Regions from separate parts of the Homo sapiens genome. Here region 2 is linked to region 1. Evidence: read pairs that join two places in POLR2A ChIA-PET (ENCODE). Cell type or tissue: Panc1. All regions are shown on one strand. Links, peaks and the distances in the headings refer to the core of each region. The heading gives the core; the rest is flanking DNA.

Evidence for each region. ChIA-PET counts read pairs that join two places held together with the same protein. Peaks named below come from ENCODE experiments on the same cell type or tissue, not always from the same donor. Only the 100,000 strongest peaks of a DNase experiment are listed, where the experiment ranks them.
Region 2: POLR2A ChIA-PET joins it to region 1 with 10 read pairs; 4 of 35 experiments call an interaction of 5 or more read pairs at or near these places.

What each region holds. Positions count from the first base shown.
Region 1 is chr6:43,495,187-43,498,089 of GRCh38, forward strand. It overlaps TJAP1 (tight junction associated protein 1), which reads left to right. Exons shown (of 11, transcript NM_001350562.2): 3 at 2,695-2,791. Among named protein-coding and RNA genes, the nearest start is that of LRRC73, 14 kb to the right of the region's middle. RefSeq lists a silencer at 1,643-1,692. In Panc1, for the core only: CTCF peaks have their summits at 1,656 and 1,866; no DNase peak of the experiment used is centred there.
Region 2 is chr6:43,149,436-43,152,338 of GRCh38, forward strand. All of the region lies in intron 17 of PTK7 (protein tyrosine kinase 7 (inactive)), which reads left to right. Among named protein-coding and RNA genes, the nearest start is that of SRF, 20 kb to the right of the region's middle. In Panc1, for the core only: no CTCF peak of the experiment used is centred there; no DNase peak of the experiment used is centred there; H3K4me3 peaks cover 717 bases; H3K27ac peaks cover 382 bases.

The sequences.
Region 1 (2,903 bases), core at 292-2,791:
TGCCTCACCCCTTTACCTTCTCCCAGCTTGCAGGCCAAGTGTCCCGATGCTTCTCTCTTTGTTATCCACTGCACCATGCATCACTGTCCTCCTTGGGTCTGTCCGGACTTTCCCTGCACACCTTCCTTGCCTCCAGTCAAGGACTGTGGGCTGCCAGGCCCGTTGTATTCCTGTTCATTGCTGGAACTGTGGGCCCCTAATGGGCTGGATCTGGGGCACTCAGCAGATTTCAGAAGTTGGAGCTAGGGCCTGGGTGTTGGGCACACCCTGTGTTTATGGACACAGGGCAGGAAGTGGTTGGTACACATCTCCCTCGCAGCCTGGTGTTGAGGAACACCATGGGCCCCCTGGTGGATTGTCTTCCCAGTGGGCATTGCCTTCTGCTTCCTTAGTTGGGAGTGGTTTCCCATACCTGTAACTCTGACATGCGTGGAAAGAATAGGCTCTGGCAGAGAGAATAACCTCCCATCACAACCACCCCCATCCCCAGAGAGTCTGTCTGCATTTACTGCCTGTCCCACTGCCAGCTACCTTCTCAGGATACTCCTTGCCTAGCAAGCCAGATCGCCTCTGGCCATGGAAGCCCTGGGGATAAATACATGCTGTAGGGCCAGGGAGTGGGGCTTGAGGTCAGGGTGAGGCAGGAGGAGCTAGAGGATGTGTGGCAACTAGAGCCAGGGCTGCAGGGTGTGGAGTGAAGCAGCCTTCCCTACAGGATTGCTGGACACCCAAGTGCGTTTGTGTCCTCCCTGCCTGCCTGCCGTTCATGCAGGTGTTTCGGTACCAAGAGGACAGCACAGGCCTTGCCAGGAATAGGGACAAGGGAGTACAGAGGAATAGAGGAGGGGCACACAAAGGGGCCTGCAGAGAGAAAGGGCTTCCTGAGATGACTGGGGAGCACATGGGGGAAGGGAGCTGGGACCTGGACCCTCTGTAGAGAAGGGGAAAGGCAGAGACCAACTCTCTGAGCTGCCCCTTTACTTTGTAGAAGCTCTTGACTGCTCGCATCTCTCACTCTTCCATCTCTGGCCATACCCTGTTTTCCAACTCACGCACCCCACACATTTACCCTCTGAGTATCAGAATCCACATACCCAGGTGGGTTTAGGACTTTCTAGGCCTCTCCCTCAGGCCATAGGAGCACCCACCCCGGGCTCCTCTGGAGGGGCAGCCCCAAGGAACCTGTTGGGGTAACTTGTTTGCTCCCCACACCCCGGGAATGTGCCGTCCTTTCAGGCCCGCCCACCCGGATTCCTGTGCAGGGAGTCAGCCGACACAGCATGTTGCATGTGCCCTGTGGGGACACGTTCTGCCTCCTGTCAGGGGGAGGAGGCTGGCGGCCGTGCCTGTGCTGCCGCACCTCAGCTCCCCACCGAACCCCAAACCAGGGCCCAGGCTGTCCAGACAGAGGAGGGAGACCACTCCTGCTTCCCCACCCTCCCTACCCTCTCACCATTCTCCCTGCCCCGGGCCCTGTTGGAATGTGACAGGAGTCATGGCCAGGGCATGTCCCGACAGTGGGAACACATGCTTTAGCCCGCAAGGCTTCCCTCAACCTCCAGCTCTGTTTAGGTTGATGGGGGCGGGAAGAGATTGTTTTTTCTGCCCAGAAGGCCACCTGAGGTTACTGCCTGATCACTGGTGGCTGCTGCCCCCGTGCTGCAACCCAGCTAATTACAGGTGGGGGCCAGGGAGGGGTGTGCACCCATCTCTGAACCTCAGGAGGCCGGAGGGGCTCTCACAGGTCACTCAGTCCAGCCACCTCTGTGTAGATAAGGAACTGAGCTATCCAGTGAGGAAGGGCATTACACAGGGCCCCACAGTGTCAGTGCTGAGCCTGGAGCCCAGGTGTCTCCAACTCCCCCGACTGGGGTTTTCTTCACGAGTGTTCCTCAGCCTTGGCACTCTGGATATTTTCTATTGGGAATCATTTGTGGTGGGAGTTGCCCTATGGTTGTGGGATGACCAAAGCATCCCCGGCTTCTACCCACTAGGTGCCAGTGGCACTCCTTCCCTCCAGGTTTCGACAACCAAAAATGTCTCCAGACACTTGCCAGACGTCCCTGGGGAAGGAGAGTGGGCGCCAGACGTCCCTGGGGAAGGAGGGTGGACAGAGTTGCCTGGTTGAGAGCTACTGCTCTGTGTTGCTCCCTTTTCAGATTTCTTCTCCTAGCCCTATGCCTCCTCATTGCAAAGGCCGGTGACCATCATTATACACCAAATAGCCTTGGGCCTCCTTCTGGAAATGCTAGGTGCTCTCTTTCCATCATTTTCTCTATCTTCTTGGATCTCTGTGAGGCTTTTTCCTGGTGTTCTCATTTGTAACCCATGTTCCCCAAATCTCTTAGTTGTTTCCAAACTCTGAGAGGCTTGGGAGATGAGGACCGATGTGGAGTAGGGACAGGACGGAACCGGACCTATTCCAGAATTGGGCAATGTGCTGAGACCATGAACACACAGACACATGTATCTCATCTGGGCCTGTGACAGTACTGTCATGGAGAAAGGCAGGAACCCAGTGCTTCCAGTCATCTGCCTCCAGCCGCTTTCCCCTCAGGCCCTCTGTTTCATGGCCTTCCTGCCGTGGTTCTCCCTGGGGGGCCTTCCAGGTCCCAGACTGGGCAGCAGGCCTGTAGCACTGACAGACAGGCGGCTGACACCTGGTTTCCACTTTCTTCCCTTCTCTGGTTTCAGGAGCTGTGGCTAAAGGAAGTGGAGGGGCCGTGGGATGCGGAGAGCCGAGGGCTAACTCCCGGACAGCGGAACAGAGAGAGCTGCCGACAAACAGACGGTATGTCCCTGATGAGGCCTGTGCCCTCAGCCTGGCTCTCTTCTGGGGAGGGGCAGGTGAGGGGGCAGCCAAGTGTTCTCTCTCGGCGGGGGCTGGTGAAAAGAGTGGTGGA
Region 2 (2,903 bases), core at 106-2,605, 350 kb before region 1:
GAGGTCTAAAGATGTGAATTTTTCAAACAAGCTCTCCAGCTGATTCCTAAGCTCATTAAAGTTCAAGGAGCCCTGGTGGAGACTAGTAGCTTTGAAATGCTTTTTGATTATAATCCCTTTTAGGAAATGCATTTTAAGCTGGTGCAGCAGTATGTGCCTGTAATCCCAGCTACTTGGAAGGCTGAGGCCAGAGGATCCCTTGGGCCCAGGAGTGAGGCCAGCCTGAGTGACATAGCAAGACCTGCATCACTTAGCAACAACAAAAAAGAAATGCATTTTACTCATGATCTGGTGTGCAGGCTCATATAACTAAAATTAAACTTTCACAATGTTGTGTTTGATGCACTTGATGTTTTCTATCCTGTCCTCTTTTTATTTATTTTTATTTTTTGTAGAAATGGGGGTCTCGCCATGTTGTCCAGGCTGGTCTTGAACTTAAGTATTCTAGGGAGGTGGAGTGGTAGGCAGGGTGTTCCCTGGCCAGCTAGAGTTGGCACCAAAGTGCCATATTGGGTGTGAGTGGGCTGAGGGGAGCCTCAGGAGGATTTTAAGAGAGCAGTGAGTTAGTGACAGAAATCAAAGACATGGGTCCTGGGTGTTGGCATAATGGTAGGTAATGCCTTTTAGAGTAGCTGATAAGATGATATCAGAGAGCTGTAATCTGTGATTGCTTCATGGATCACTTGTGAACTAATGATGTGATGAGAAGCAGGATCAGCTTAGCACACCTGGTGGACCATGCTTTATGCAGTCAGATGCCGTGGCAGGAAACAGAAGGCCTCTTGTGAGATCTCATAGCATCACAGTGGGTTAGCCAGAACATGGGCAAACCCCTGGGGTGTTAAAATTGGAAAGGAAGGAGTGGGTCTGATCTTTACCAAAGAACGGGTCTTTTATAACAGTATTTGAGAATTACTCCAGTGGCTATCTGATGGCATCTTGCCCAGCATAAAGGAAACACCGAATTGGCTTGAGTCTAACAGAATTCCCTTTTACTGCCCTTGCTTTCCGGAAGCACCACCTCTCTGGAAAGATAGCAAGTCAGTTACCATGCCAAGTCCACCTTCTTCTGTTTACCTTGACTAGCAGCAGATTGTTTAACTTGTGAGCCAGATCAGAGAGAGCAGGCCAAGGGGACTCACAAGTCTGATGAGGGCACGTTACCAAAACCTTTGCCTGCCGCTTACAGAGAATCAAGCAAGGTTGGACAATGCCCTGGGATTTTGAAGCCTGAAGTGGAGTTGGCTCTGTTTATGATGGCCACTGAAGCAGCCTGGCCCCTTTACCACCAGTGCACCTGAGGCATTCTGAGGACGGTGCTGCAGGGGTTATTTTAGGGATGTAGACTCAGCTTTTTTTTTTTTTTTTTTTTTTTTTTTTTCCCGAGACAGAGTCTCGCTCTGTCTCTGTCACTCAGGCTGGGTTGCAGTGGCACCATCTCGGCTCACTGCAGCCTCCGCCTCCCAAGTAGCTGGGATCGCTCTTCAAGCGATTCTCCTGCCTTAGCCTCCCGAGTAGCTGGGATTACAGGAGCCCGCCACCACACCCAACTAATTTTTGTATTTTTAGCAGGGATGAGGTTTCACCATATTGGCCAGGCTGGTCTTGAACTCCTGACCTTGTGATCCACCCACCTTGGTCTCCCAGAGTGCTGGGAATATAGGTGTGAGCCACTGTGCCCAGCCAGACTCTGCTTTTTCATGGAAACCCCAGTGTACTTCCCTGTACCCAGAGAAGAGAGGCCCAGTAATCCTGACATGCCATCCACCTGCCTTCTTTTTTTTTTTTTTCTTGAGACCGAGTCTCGCTCTGTCGCCCAAGCTGGAGTGCAGTGGCAGTGATCTCTGCTCACTGCAAGCTCCGCCTCCCGGGTTCACGCCATTCTCCTGCCTCAGCCTCCCGAGTAGCTGGGACCACAGGCGCCCACTACCACGCCCGGCCAATTTTTTTGTATTTTTAGTAGAGGTGGGGTTTCACCGTGTTAGCCAAGATGGTCTCAATCTCCTGTCCTCGTGATCCGCCCGCCTCAGCCTCCCAAAGTGCTGGGATTACAGGCGTGAGGCACCGCGCCCAAGCCCCGTTTTTTTGTTTGTTTTTTGTTTTTTTTTTTTTTCGGAGACGGAGTCTCACTCCGTCGCCAGGCTGGAGTGTGGTGGCGCGATCTCGGCTCACTGCAAGCTCCGCCTCCCGGGTTGACGCCATTATCCTGCCTCAGCCTCCCGAGTAGAGTAGCTGGGACTACAGGCGCCCGCCACCATGCCCGGCTAATTTTTTTGTATTTTTAGTGGAGACGGGGTTTGACCAAGTTGGCCAGGATGGACACAATCTCCTGACCTCGTGATCCGCCCGCCTCGGCCTCCCAAAGTGCTGGGATTACAGGCGTGAGCCACCGCGCCCAGCCCCCCCGCCCCCCGCCTTTTTTTTTATTTGAGGCAGTCTCGCTCTGTCGCCCAGGCTGGAGTGCAGTGGCGGGATCTCGGCTCACTGCAAGCTCCGCCTCCCGGGTTCACGCCATTCACCTGCCTGAACCTCCCGAGTAGCTGGGACTACAGGCACCCACCACAAAGCCCGACTAATTTTTTGTATTTTTTTTAGTAGAGACGGGGTTTCATCATGTTAGCCAGGATGGTCTCGATTTCCTGACCTTGTGATCCACCCGCCTCGGCCTCCCAAAGTGAGCCACCGCTCAAAGACGTGAGCCACTGCGCCCAGCCCACCCGCCCTCTTCTTTAACCTTCCTCACTGGTTACACATTTAGTTGAAAGCTATCCTGAGATTTTATGTCTTCACTGTTGATAAAGAAATGTACCAAAGCAGCCAGGCACAGTGGCTCACGCCTGTAATCCCAGCACTTTGGGAGGCCGAGGCAGGCAGATCATTCACCATCAGTTTGAGACCAGCCT